Linked DNA regions of Homo sapiens: region 1 is linked to region 2. Evidence: read pairs that join two places in POLR2A ChIA-PET (ENCODE). Cell type or tissue: GM12878. All regions are shown on one strand. Links, peaks and the distances in the headings refer to the core of each region. The heading gives the core; the rest is flanking DNA. Region 1 overlaps UST (uronyl 2-sulfotransferase). Region 2 has its middle 10 kb from the start of ZC3H12D.

Region 1 (7,056 bases), core at 1,211-5,210, 520 kb before region 2:
ACCTGGTTAGAAGGCTGTCTTCTTGTTCAAAGGATAGTTTGTTTATTTGGAAGAAGATGGTCTATTGCCTTTTTTTAATAGCTGAAACTTTTAATTCCATCTCCTTGGTCCCATTAGACCCTTGAAATAAAATTGCCCCCTTTCAGAAGAGTCTGTCCTCATTTTGGCAAAGGCTGGGTAGTCAGTTGTTTGACTCAAAAGAGGGTGTTGTTTGTGTCTCAGCGGGGCGCAGGCAGCTGTGAGGAGCCCACTGTCCCCTCCTTGCCGGCCACCCCTCCCCTCGGAGGCCCTTCCCTGCACACCGCATGCCCACAGGGTCTTGGTTGCTGGCCTGAAATGAGTCTGCTGATTTACCACGTCATTCCAGATCTCAGTGCTCTAAAGCCCCTTGCTTTATCCCATTGCCAAAATTCGGGCAGTTCTGCCCCTGGCCCTGAGCCTCACAGAGCTGCTTAGCATACAGCTGGGAGTGGCCAGTGCCTGCCTCCAAGCCTGCTCTGAGGATGAAATAATATCATCTTGTGAGGCAGGGTGGTTTGGAAGAAAATGGAAAGGGTAAAGGAATCCTAGGATTTGCAGGAACCCCAAAGAGGATGAGGACTCTCTCATTTTACAGGTGTGGGAACGGGCCTGGGATTCGGGGTGGGGTAAAGTCCCTGCCAGGAGGAGAATCCAGACCTCCTGATTCCACTTCGGTGCTGTTTGCCCACTCAGACCTTATGTTCCTGAAGGGTAAAGGGAGAAGAGGACTGGGCCGAGTCCCACGCTTTTGAAGCAGAATCATTTGATGTAACATCGTCTCTCCATCTTTACAAAGACATCGCTGTTACAGCAATTTGTTTTCAAATATTCAAGCATCTTATAGCTATACCTTATTTTCTGGGAACAACTAGCTTTTCTCAAACTTTCTATTTCTTTCCAAACTCTTCTTCCTTTGCATTTCCTGGAAAATCATTTTTAAATAAATTAGTGCTCGCATAGATGCAAGTTCAACTTCTAGCAGCCATACTGTGAAAAGGCAGTTGTCTTAGGCTCATTTCTTTTTGTCCAGAGCTGGAAGCTCCCCAGTGTGGAGGTGGCTGCCTCCTTTTTGGGGGTGGGAGTCCTCTGAACCCAGGCACACTTGGACACATCCCAGCACCTGAGACTCTAATCCAGCTCATGTCCAGCCTCCTTTATTTCCAGGGTAGGGAAATACCTGGCACACAGACCATATTTAATGAATGGTGGAAAGCTTTTTCTAATGAAGAGCAACTGTTGTCATCTCCAGATGAGGGAGAGCATCTTATTCCTGCTGAAGCCACTCCCTTTTCCAGTCTTGGAGCTTCCATGAAAGTGGATTTCTTATGCTGTCATTTTCACCCTGCTGGTTACACATCAAGTTCTCAAAAATGTCAAATTGGGCTGCTGCCCTAACCATTATTGCCACTTCACTAGGCCATCCTCCATTTGAAGAATAGGAAGAAAAGGGAGAAAATCTTCCCAGAGAGAACACTGCCTCTGTGACACTGTTTATTCGGCTTGGCTGTAAAATGTGGAAAGTAATGCATGTTTAAAAGAAAAGATGTGTAATTTACAGCTTCTTAATTCATAAAGAATTCAGTGAATCATGTTGGCCCTGTTGGATTCTGGAGAAGTCTGAAAATTGGCCAGAGTCAGCAAAGGTTTTTAGAAAGCTATGCATTTTAATCTACTTGAAAGTTTTGGACTCTGAATGTCCTTTAACTTTGAAAGTATACATATGAAATACCAGCATGTGGAAATTTCCACTCTGTCCCAACCAGCTGAGACTGTCCTTTGAGCAAAAGAAACCTCAGGCATTGCCTCTATTTCTAAGGCATTGTTTTTCTTAAATAAATAAAATGAAGAAGGGCTTTGGATTGTCTGCTTTTTAAGTGTTTCAGTAAATATCTATGTTTTCCAAATACGTGACGGTAAGAAAGTTACGCTCTTGGTCTTCAACTAGTTCAAATTTAGCTTCCAATTGTAGGCTGAGCCAGGGGCCCAAGATAAGGTGTATTTATATTCCCTTCTCAGCTGCCTTAGCTGGGTGACTTGGATTTAGCCTCTGTGAACCTTGCTTGTCTCATCTGTACAATGGGACCATATTACCTACTTTGCCTGCATTACAGGGTTGTTGGGAGAGTCTATTGAGCATTCTACACAGAAGTGCTTTGGAAGCTAAAACTCTCCAAAACACATTTCAGTATTGATGCTCCCACCCCCTTGGCTCCGTTACTGGCTCCACATGACCTAAAGGGGCCATTTTTCCTCCAGACCTGGAGCTCCTCTGCTCAGGGAGTCCATAGAGGCTGCTGTTTTCCTGGGGCTCAGGACATACTGGGTCCTGAACCCTCAGGTCTGCTTCTGCTGTGGTCTCAAATTGCCTCACTAGATTCCTTCCCCCGGGAACCTGTTTCTAAGGAAACTACTTCTCTTTGTGTTCCCAACAGCTGGAGATGTGTTTTGATCCCAGCCCGCTGGCATACATTTGTCTTGTGTTTATTTACTTGGAAACCTAAGCTCCTGTAGGCCCTGGGTTGGAAAGTCATATACACGCGCACTCTCCCTCTCCGAGGAGTAACGAGAAAGGCACGCCAGAGCCGAATGCTCCGCCAGGCTGATGCAAGCCATCCAGGAGCATGGAGGACCAGGAAGCCCCAGCTTCAGAGATACGCTGCGAAATACATTTGTCCTGGGTGTATCTAAAGCAGGAGTCACAGGTGATTTTAGGACCAAAGGCCACTTCTGGGGGTTAGCAAGACCTGAGGGTATCCCTGGGAGTTTCAGGCAAACAGAAAACAAGATGGGTGAAGGAGGGGGCAAGGGAGGAGAGGAGGGACCAACAAAGGGATTTTGGAGCTAGAATAGAATGCTACCCCCTGCCACCTGTGCTACCACCAAACGGCAGCCATGTGTGTAGTGTGTAGCAGGTTAGCATGCTTTGCCTCATGTTAGGGTGTCCGCCCTCACAGCCTCTCCTGGCGTAGGTATGAGCACTCCTCATTCCCCTCTTATGAACCAGGATGGCGATCCCAGAGAGGCTGAGTGGTGGTGAAGATCAAACCACAAATAAGGGGAACTTGCATGAGGCTACCTTAGTTACAAGGGGCTTACGAGTCACCCAGGTTACCTCTGTATCAGGAGCCACGGGGCAGGAGAACTGTGGGAATGAAGACAAAAGGATTGCAGGCCAGTGAAGGCTAGGAAACGAATGCCAGGCAGAGCCAGGCCCCATGGGAAGCACATGAACCACAGCACAGCTAAGCCACACGGAAACCAGAAGTTGTTGAGACCTAGAGCCACTTCCAGCACCCAAGTGTCAGTGCCCAGGCTGCCCAGGGGTTCTCAGTTCTCTTCAGCCATCTTCAAAGACACCAACGGTGGGTTGAGCCCCTCTTATGCTTCACACCTCTCCTTCTACCATCTCATTTCTCTAGCCCAGCTGGAAAGGGCTCTCCACTTTTAAGGACTTATGTCATTAGATTGGGCTCACCCCGATAATCCGGCATAGTGTCCCCTCTCAAGGTCTGTAACCGTACTCACATTTGCAGAGTCCTTTTTGCCATACAAGGTAACATATTCACAGGTCCCAGGGATTAGGATAGGGACACCTTCGACGTCCATTATTTTGCCTACCACAGTGTCATCAAGGATAACTTAGCAGGGGGGAGAGGGGACTGTGGAGGGGACATGGGTGTGACAGGCATTCTGACACTTGGCTATGCCACTTATAAGTGCTCACCACTGTGCATTCTACTATGCAGTGGCACCAAACCATGGCTTTCCTGGCCCTAGTCTGCAAAACTAAGTGGCCAGTCATACATTTTTTTTTTTCTTCTACTAGTGACTCATCCACCAATCCATCCGTCATTCGTTCATTCACTCAATAAACATTGATTTAGTACTTTCTGTGTAGTAGGAGCTATTGTAGGAACTGGAAATAAAATGTTGAGCTAAAATGGACACTGTCAGTCCTCATGGAGCTCACAGACTGCCAGGGAGACAGGCATTCATCCCAAAACCATACAGATGTATGTGAAATAGTGGCTGCATCACATCCTACATGTAGGATGTAGGCTGCATCCTACAATGCAGAGACATGGCGCTGTCCAGGCATTGAATGGGGCAGTTGGCAAGTCTGGAAGTCAGAGAAGTGTTGGTTGAGCTATATCTGAAGGGAAAGAGGAGAAGGAAGAACACCCAGGCATAGGGCACATACAAAGCCCTGTGGCAGAAGGGAACACAGCACGGAGGAAGAACCAGGGAAGCTGCAGCAGGGCGAGCTGAGGAAGAAAGGAAAGAGCTGGGTGCAGTGATGTGGGCAGGCAGGTGGTGGGCCCCACAGAGCCTCCCAGACCATCTTAAAGATCCCTGGGGAGGCACTAAAGGACTTAAAGCAAAAGAGGCATGTTTACAGGACATCCTGAATCTTTTACATTTTGTGGGAGGAATCACTTTGGCTACAACATACAGAGTACAGAAGGGCTTCAAGTCGATGTGGATAGACCAGCTAGATAGATCAGAGGCTACTGCAGTGATCCAAGTGCAAGATAAACCAAGGAGGAAGTTTTTATGGGACATCAACCATGTGCAAAGAGCAGCTCCAGGTGGGGTCAGGGGCAGCAATGAGGGAGCAATTACAAAGACATTGAAGACTCATTGCTGTGCTTCCAGTTGCTTGCCGCCTAGTTAGCAACAGAAGACCCAAACTTGAAAAGCTTAATACCAAGAAGGAGATATTAATAATAGCTCAGTGCAGCCATATAGGACTTGTCATTGGCTGGGATGTGTTAAATTAGCAATCTGAAAATTGCGGGGAGGAACGAAATCAGCAAGAGTTGGGGTTGTTGGGAGCGGCTTCCCAGAAAAGGAGAGGCGGACAGAGGAGAGGTGGGTGCTGTCTTTAGGGGTAGAAGAAGATGCAGCAGAAGTAAGGCTCTGGGGACAGCAGGAGGGGACTGTTCCAAGTGAAGTGACACTTTAGAAAGTGTGTAAAAGCCTGAGAGCAAGAGGCTCACTCTGGTGAACCGCCTATTTGGCAGGAGCGGAGGGCTTAGGGAGGTGAGGAGCTTGGGTACAGTAAAGTGTTTCTCCAGATGTCCCAGTTGTGGGGGAAGCAACGCTGCTCTGATGGCTGCCAAGGCAGGTTTGCCTGACCTGCTGTCTCCATGCAAGGTCCCATCAGGAGCACGCACCGCAAGGGCCGCCAGAGCACAGCCAGGTGCATCCGCCGGCCACCTGTCAGCTGAGCTCATCTGCTGTGAGCCCCGCCCCTCGCTGTGAGTCAGCGGAGCTGCTGCAGCTGTGTCCCGCCGCTGGCGCTCAGCGCTGCACCCCTACTGGGGCAGGTGGCTAACATTTATTAAGGCGGTGGTTCTCAGCCTTGGCCACTTGTGGAGGCTTTAAAAACTACTGATTCCTGGGTCCCACACCCGAAAGTTCTGGTTTAATAGGTCTAGGGTGCAGCCTGGGCTTTGGGATTTTTTTTTTTTTTAAGCTTCAGAAGTGAGGCCAATGTGTAGCTGAGGTTGAGAACTACTGAGGAATTAACAACGTATCCGTTCCTGACTGTATTAGCAGGAGCTGTTTTCACTGAGAGAAGCACCCCCTGAATGCCTTATGGAAGCTTACCTTCTTATCCTCTGCCCATTTGGAAAAACCTGCATTTGCCTTCTTCCCCTTAGACATTTTTATTTGTTAGGCTTTTCATTGGCATATGCAAATAAATGTCATTAAAGAGGTTTGATGATATAGTGCAATATTATGTGTTGTATTTATGAATATTCTATAAATGTCTTAAGTCAGACTTTCTTCTAAAGTTGAAGTAAATAATATTTCTTATCCAGAAACCAAGGTGTGCATTATAGTATACATTTCAGATCTCACTTTAGGAAGCCATGCTTTAAACAGTAAAACAGAATGAGCACTTTGATGAATAAAATATTTTAGCATCTGGACATCTTTTTATTTAGGTTGACGAGGCACTTGGAGTCCATTGCCATCTCTTCAAAGAGACATGTGACATTCTTTAAATGCAGGCCAATTCATACAAAGACATGTAAATGCTAAATTAAAAGATGTGGGTGAGTAGAACTACATTTTAAATGCAGTCAGGAAATGTTCTCTGAATGCAGTCAGAGGTCTTGCTATTGAAAGAAGCGATGGGATGAAGTTTTATATAAAGTAAAAAACTAATGGCTCCATTTAACTTTGTTAACATTTTGAATTTTATACCCCACACTTATTTTTGCAGAAGTTGGCATGCCTCTATAGTTGTCCTCAATTGCTTTGCCATTTGTAATATTTTTTTCCCTACCCAGCTGTTTTACATACACAGTATAAATTCCCCAAAGGCTGAATGATCTCCAAACGTGTTCTTCAAAATATTTTGCAAAGTCTGAAGACAGGAAAAGTAAGTGTAAAACATCTAAGAGATTTGTTGGAATCTCAGCTTGAATTCTAATTGCGAGTACTTATGAAAATGTCAATATTAACATGAAATAGCTGGCAGTTTTTCTAATAAATGTAAATTGAATTAGATAGTGTGTAATTGGAAAAATACTTGCTTCACTCAGGCTTCTCAAAACAAGACTCAGGATTTGTTAGCTGCGGCAGCCTTGCCCTCTAATGGCTGGAAGTTGAAGGACAGGACTAAAATACTTTTGACTATAAGGAGGATGGAAACTAAGAAGAGGGAATGTCTGACCATTTGTCACCATATTGAGGGCTTCTTCCCAAAGCATGGGGCATGATGTCGATGTTAGCATGAGCTTATTATTAAAAGGAGGTGGGTAGGTGGGGAGCCAAGGCCATGCTAAGTATCTTGGAGCTTCAGAATAAGCTTGGATAGAAACAGGTATTATAGATGCCTAATCTCCTGAAATGCAGTTGAAAGTTCAAACTTGCCTTATAATATTAAAAAAAAAAATACCCGAACAAGTTATACAATAAATAATCTAGCCTGGACATTGTGATGGTCTGGTTTATAGTCATTGAGATTTGCTAAGCACATGTAACAAACAACGTTTGTTCCCTTTTCTGATTGACCAATGA
Region 2 (7,056 bases), core at 1,409-5,408:
GCTGAGGCTGGTCAAAGCTACACTGATCTTCAAATAAAGCCTGGTCAATGCTACACTGTTCTTCAAGCAAAGGCTGGTGAACTTGTTCTGACAAAGGATGGTCAACTTTTTTTGGTTGCTTCCTAAGTCTTTCCTCTATCTGAAAATAGAGATGTTTCAGATTATCTGGGTATCGATCTGTGAATTGAGATTCCAGTGACGTTTGGGCCTTCTTTTCCTTCCGTAGCAATTTCTTTTAACTTTGCTGTATTCTCAGTTTTCTTCGAAAAGCAAAGCCTTGTCCCTTGCGAACGCTCCCCACGAAGGCTTGCGGGTGGTTAGGCCGCCATGTCTTCTGTTTCACATTCTTATTCCTGTACCCGAACGTGGAAACCCCTTCACCACGCACCTCAAAACCACCAGGCCGCCACTTCGCCGCCCGCCTCACCGGCACCATTGCAGCCAACTAACTGCGTCATCGACATGGGGTTTTCTTTTCTTTTTTTTTTTTTTTTTTGAGACGGAGTCTCGCTGTCGCCCAGGCTGGAGTGCAGTGGCACGATCTCGGCTCACTGCAAGCTCCGCCTCCCGGGTTCACGCCATTCTCCTGCCTCAGCCTCCCGAGTAGCTGGGACTACAGGCGCCCGCCACCACGCCCGGCTAAGTTTTTGTATTTTTAGTAGAGGCGGGGTTTCACCGTGTTAGCCAGGATGGTCTCGATCTCCTGACCTCGTGATCAGCCCGCCTCGGCCTCCCAAAGTGCTGGGACTACAAGCGTGAGCCACCGCGCCCGGCCGACATGGGGTTTTCTTATGTTACTCAGGCTGGTCTCGAAGGCCTGGCCTCAAGCAATCCTCCCACCTTGGTCTCCCAAAGTGCTGGGATTATAGGTGTAAGCCACGATGTCCAACCTTGTTTTAAGTCACCCTGCTTATGGTAGTTTGTTGTGACGGTCCTAGGAAACTAATACACCCTTCAAGCCCACAAACACTTTCCCTCAGAGCTCTTAGTTGTGATAACCATTTACTCACAGCTAAGCACATTCTCGCTGTCTAATGAGAAGACTGTGAAAGAGCTATGGAGTGAAGCCTTGAGCCTGGAGGATGGGTTGGCAGGCCATGGGGCAGCTGTCTGCATGTGATGCAGTGTTGCCTGTGCCTGCCTGTGCTGGGGTTGTGCAGTGAGAAGGACATCTAGGACAGACCTAAAAATTAAGCATGTATCATGGTCATGCCTGTCGTGTTATTTCCTGTAAACATATGCCAGGGGAAAAGACCATGAGTGTGTGTTTTTTGTGCGTTCTTAGAAAGTGAGTAGTAGAAAATGATCAATACAACAATGAAACATCACTTATCATGAAGTTAAAAGTGTGCACTGCCACCTGCTGAGATTGCAGTGCTTTCGAGGCTACTTTCTTGCTCTATGTGAGGCACTCTCTCCTGTGCCATGAATCCAACAAAGAGCCTGTGCCCAAGATGCTTCCAGGTCAGCCCTCAGCTACACATCCCATGAACGCAGCACAGGCCACGGTCGACCATGTGGGCTCCATTCTGATCCTGCTTACACCCTATCAGGTTTACTAAAACCACATCCATCCCTGGTCATGCTGAAGATACTGGTATTATTTCTGTGATAACAAATGAGTGATTATGTAACAAAGACTGTATGACTTTAACGTTGTTGTCGTTGTGCCTGTTCTACGTTCTAGCACTGCACCAACTTGGATATCAAATGCAGAAGAGATATCAAAGTCCTCAGCGTCTGCATCATCTCCTCTGGGAAGCCTGCTTGATATACGTCTGCATTTGGGGTGATGTGTGGAATCGATATTGAATGAAATCGTGTTCAATGCCATGTGAGGACTGTGGTGCCAACCCATGGTAAAGGTCCTACATGCAACGCCCAGAGTAACTTTTCTCAGCTATCCCAGTGCCACTTTCTTCCTTATTTTCTGGGGCCTGGCGAAGCAAATCCAAGCTTCTCAGTTTTGCATTTGGGACTCTCCCTTTCCCAATTTCCTCTTCCCTCCTGACACTCATTGCCTTCCCAGCCTCGGCAGTAGTCAGACACCGCCCTGCTCTCCCTCTGCACCTGGCTCGTTACCACCTTCATATGCCTTTGTTCCTGACTCAGGTTTCCCCAGCTCTCTCCACCAAACCAAGCAAACAAAACTTTTCTCTTTTTCAGGAGCCAGAGGTCACTGGTCTTGTTGTAGATTCATAGCAACAAAGAAGCATTACCTAACTTCTCTTTCTACACAAACTCTCTTGCTAGAATGATACTGTATTTGCAACCTTTATGTGTGTCCAGCTTCCTAGTACTCTACTCATTTAAGTAAATAACAGCAATACAACTTTTTTTTTTTTTTGAGACTGAGTCTCGCTCTGTTGCCCAGGCTGGAGTGCAATGACGTGATCTCAGCTCCCTGCAGCCTCCGCCTCCTGGGTTCAAGTGATTCTCCTGCCTCAGCCTCCCAAACAGCTGGGATTGCAGGTGTGCATCACCACACCTGGCTAATTTTTGTAGTAGAGACAGGGTTTCACCATGTTGGCCAGGCTCATCTCAAACCTCTGACCTCAAGTGATCCACTTGAGGTGGATCAGTGCCTCAGCCTCCCAGAGTGCTGAGATTACAAGCATGAGCCACCGTGCCCAGCCAATACAACTTTTTAATTGCCCATAAAAACATCACTCAAAAACCCTGCTCATCTGCCCATTCAATGAACAAAGAATAGCAGAGGAGGCGAAAACATAAAATTGTTAACTCTTGACAGTGCCCCTAGCAAAATTAAGCCTAACTAGTAGTCGAATGTGGGTAAAATAAGGTAAGAATATAGATTTTCCCATTAGCAGAAGAGTAATTAAAATGACTTGCTTTAAAAAGAGTTCTGGGCTGGGTGTGGTGGCTCATGCCTATAATCCCAGCACTTTGGGAGGCTGAGGCTCTTAGATCACTTGAGGTCAGGTGTTCAAGACCAGCCTGGCTAACATGGTGAAACCCTGTCTCTACTAAAAATAACAAAAATTAGCAGGGCATGATGGCAGGTGCCTGTAATTCAAGCTACTTGGGAGGCTGAGGCAGGAGAATCACTTGAACCTGGGAGGCGGAGGTTGTGGTAAGCCAAGATCGTACCATTGCACTCCAGCCTGGGTGACAAGAGCAAGACCCCGTCTTGAAAAAAAAAAAAAAAGAGTTTTGAAAATCAAGGGGATCTCCACAATCTGTCATTTAATAACAGGAAGCCCAGGGTTCTCTCAAATTTCCCATCAAAACATGGTTTCATAGCAACAGCCACTGAAAGGTAAGGTTCCTGTGATTTCGATTTTACTAGCTATTATGCATTCTTTGTGACTCAGTCTAGATGGGGTAAGAAATGTCAAACTTAAGATTAAATGTTTTTATGATGAGTAGAAAACCAAGATGAAATATGTTTTTCAGTAACTAAAAAGCAACTAATTTATTAAAAGACACTTGTAAAAGTATGATTGCTGAGTGTATTTAAAGTTTCTTTTATTTAGCCTTTAATAGTTCTGATCAAAATCTTTGAAAATTCAACTGGTAAGAAAGATTAAGCTGAAACCTTACAGTGAAGTTATAATAACTGAGAAATGTTAGGCTCCAAATAGTTTTGGTGTTTTGTTTTGTTTTGTTTCATTTTTTGTTTTTGAGATGCAGTTCCACTCGTCACCCAGGCTGGAGTGCAATGGCACGATCTCGGCTCACTGCAACCTCCGCCTCCCAGGTTCAAGCAATTCTCCTGCCTCAGCCACCTGAGTAGCTGGGATTACAGGCACCTGCCACCACACCCAGCTAATTTTTGTGTTTTTAGTAGGGACAGGGGTTCACGATGTTGGCCAGGTTGGTTTCGAATTCCTGACCTCAGGTGATCCGCCTGCCTCAGCCTCCCAAAGTGCTGGGATCACAGGTGAGCCACCACACCCAGCCCCAAACAGCTTTTTAACTTAAAAAATATCTGACTACCAACAGCTCACTCAATCTTTTTTCCGGGGGAGGGGTTGCGGGGACAGGTTAGCAAAAGCCAGTAGAATATATAAATGGAGACTGGTTTTAAGAGTTCACCTAAAACCTAGAGAAGCAAAAGAGAAGAAATAGGAAACATGGCCACTTTACCGTAGATTAGTAGTAGTATCATGAAGCCAAGACTGCGCTGCATCTAATCAAGGATACGTGATGAACACTACGTTTCTGTACACACATCTTTGTTAAAACCAGTTTCTCATACCTAATTGCAGCATTTGCAATTAAGGAGAGTTTTGCCTTGCAATGATAGGTTCAAACATTTTTACTACTTTGGTTTTTCCCACTGGATCTACTGAATCAAGCTTCGGGAGTGAGGAGGTTATTTCCTCTCACTGCTCCATCACCTGCAACCAACATTTCTCCCTTGTGCATTCATTCTTTCAGACTACATTTTAGAATCTTCTGTATGAACAGTATGTATTTTTCTATATTCAGAGTGATAGTTTCTTATGTATTTAAAATGTTTTCTATTCATGGCTAAGAATTATGTACAATAGCAGGGAGACAACTGCTCTTAGCTGTATGGTGAACTAGATATTCTGAATTGTAACCGCCCCCTCCCACCTCCTCCATACAACATCCACATGCTGGATAAATTACAGCAATCATACTTTATTTATTTAGAGATGGCGTTTCACTCTTGTTGCCCAGGCTGAAGTGCAATGGTGTGATCTCAGCTCACTGCAACCTCCGCCTCCCGGGTTCAAGGAATTCTTCTGCCTCAGCGTCCCGAGTAGCTGAGATTGCAGGCATGCACCACCACGCCCAGCTAATTTTTTGTATTTTTAGTAGAGACAGGGTTTCACCATATTGGCCAGACTGGTCTTGAACTCCTGATCTCAGGTGACCCGCCCATCTCGGCCTCCCAGAGTGCTGGGATTACAGGCGTGAGCCACTGCACTCAGCCAGCAATCATACTTTTACATGCACTGATGAGACTGCAAGACAGGGAAATTCCTCATGACTCACAAATATATTAACAAAATGGTAAACAGGCCACTAGCCAGGATGCCCTTGCCTGCACAGCTGGGGACTAAGGACTTCAGGTCACAGTGATGAGGGATATTTATAAAGACAAGGCTTTGGACCTAAAAGAGAACTGGGAAGCTGAGCCTAAGATCTTCACATGAAGCCAGGAGACTATAATAGAAGAGCTCACCTAAAACAAGTTCGTCAGAGAAAGACTGGGCTAGGAAAAAAACCACTAAGGCTGGGCACGGTGGCTCACGGCTGTAATTCCAGCACTGTGGGAGGCCGAGGCGGGCGGATCACAAGGTCAGGAGTTCGAGACCAGCCTGGCCAATATGGTGAAACCCCATCTCTACTAAAAACACAAAAATTAGCCAGGCGTGGTGGCAGGCACCTGTAGTCCCAGCTACTCAGGAGGCTGAGGCAGGAGAATCGCTTGAACCCGGGAGGTGGAGGCGGAGGTTGCAATGAGCTGAGATCGCACCACTGCACTCCAGCCTGGGTGACAGAGCAAGACTCCATCTCAAAAAAACAAAAAACAAAAAAACAACACCTGCGTTTTACCCAGTTCTGCAATGATGGGGGTATAGATGGGAGATCTTAATGCTAGATATGTTTTCCCTGATACTTTGTCAACTTTCATCAAGGTCTAGGGTTCAAAAATACATTATGCTTGCACATGGAAATTCCAAGCCACAAATGAAAGTGGCCCCAAGTGATTGCATCACCTGGAGTCTGAAAGGTAAATATGCATCCTCTCTGGAGAAAAGCATCTTCATTTTAGGTACCTTAGGAGTCCCAAAGTATGTCCTCCCAATTTAAGGGGAAAAAAATCTGAAACACACAAGGAAATAAGCCAGTACGCACAAGGGTCAGCAGGAAAACTTTTTTAATTCTTAAGAAATTAAGATACTGGAATTATCAGAAACAATATAATTATGTAAATAAAACAGAGTGGAAATAAATGAGCAAAGAACAACAGAAAATCAAAAATAACCAGGAAAATTCAAGAAAGAATCAAACAGAACTCCAAAAACAAAAAATTACTGAAATTAAAAATTCAGTGGATGGGTTAAATAAGAGACTGGGCTTATGTGAAAAAGAGTGGGTGACCTGGAATATAGACCTGAAACAATTATTCAGAATAAACTATCTGGATAATATGAGTTAAGATACAAAGAACAAGAGGAGAAAGCCTTACATAAAACTGACTAAGATTACAAAAGGAAATAATAGATAGAATGTGGAGAGAGACTATTTGAAGAAAAAATGGCAGAGAAGTTTCCAGAATAATAAAAAACATTAAGCCATCAGACACAGGATATAACAAGAAAGATAAAGGAAATCCCTATCTAGACACATTATAGTGGAATATTCTAGAATACCGAAGACAAAGGTAAACCTTAAAAGCAGCCAGAGACCTTTTTCAACAAATAGTCCCAGTACAAGTGGATGTTCATAAGTCAAAAAAAAAAAAAAAAAAATCTCAAAATGGATCACAGACTTAAATGTAAAACTAGAGAATTTTTTTAAAAAAATTAAAAGTATGAGAAAAATTTCGGAAGCTAGTGCTCGGCAGAGTTCTTACTTTTGACACCAAAAGCACAATCCATAAAAGGAAAAACTGATAAACTGCAGAAAAATTAAAATCTTGTACTCTACAAAACTCTATTAAAAGACAGGCCATACATTGGAGGCTAGGCATGGTGACTCATACCTGTAATCCCAGCATTTTGGGAGGCCAAAGCGGGAGAACTGCTTGAGACCAGGAGTTTGAGACCAGCCTGGGCAACATAGGGACCTCGTTTCCACTAATAATAAAAAAAAAAAATTAGCTGGCTGTGGTGGCAGGCACCTGTAGTCCCAGCTACTAAGAGGCTGAGGTGGGAGGATTGCTTGAGCCCTGGAGGTTGAGGCTGCAGTGAACTGTGATCTCACCACTGTACTCCAGCCTGAGTGACAGAGCGAGACTGTCTTAAAAAAGAAAAAAAAAGAAAGACAAGCTATATATTGGGAGGAAACAGCTGCAAGCAACATATCTGACAAAGAACTAGTATGTAGAATACA

What was found. ChIA-PET counts read pairs that join two places held together with the same protein. Peaks named below come from ENCODE experiments on the same cell type or tissue, not always from the same donor. Only the 100,000 strongest peaks of a DNase experiment are listed, where the experiment ranks them.
Region 1: POLR2A ChIA-PET joins it to region 2 with 7 read pairs; 3 of 35 experiments call an interaction of 5 or more read pairs at or near these places.

The regions. Positions count from the first base shown.
Region 1 is chr6:148,967,400-148,974,455 of GRCh38, forward strand. All of the region lies in intron 5 of UST (uronyl 2-sulfotransferase), which reads left to right. Among named protein-coding and RNA genes, the nearest start is that of UST-AS1, 6.2 kb to the left of the region's middle. RefSeq lists enhancers at 2,201-2,791, 2,792-3,382, 4,773-5,771. In GM12878, for the core only: no CTCF peak of the experiment used is centred there; no DNase peak of the experiment used is centred there.
Region 2 is chr6:149,491,854-149,498,909 of GRCh38, forward strand. It overlaps the pseudogene LOC729496. Among named protein-coding and RNA genes, the nearest start is that of ZC3H12D, 10 kb to the left of the region's middle. RefSeq lists enhancers at 4,847-5,347, 4,916-5,135. In GM12878, for the core only: no CTCF peak of the experiment used is centred there; a DNase peak (open chromatin) is centred at 3,260; H3K27ac peaks cover 2,607 bases.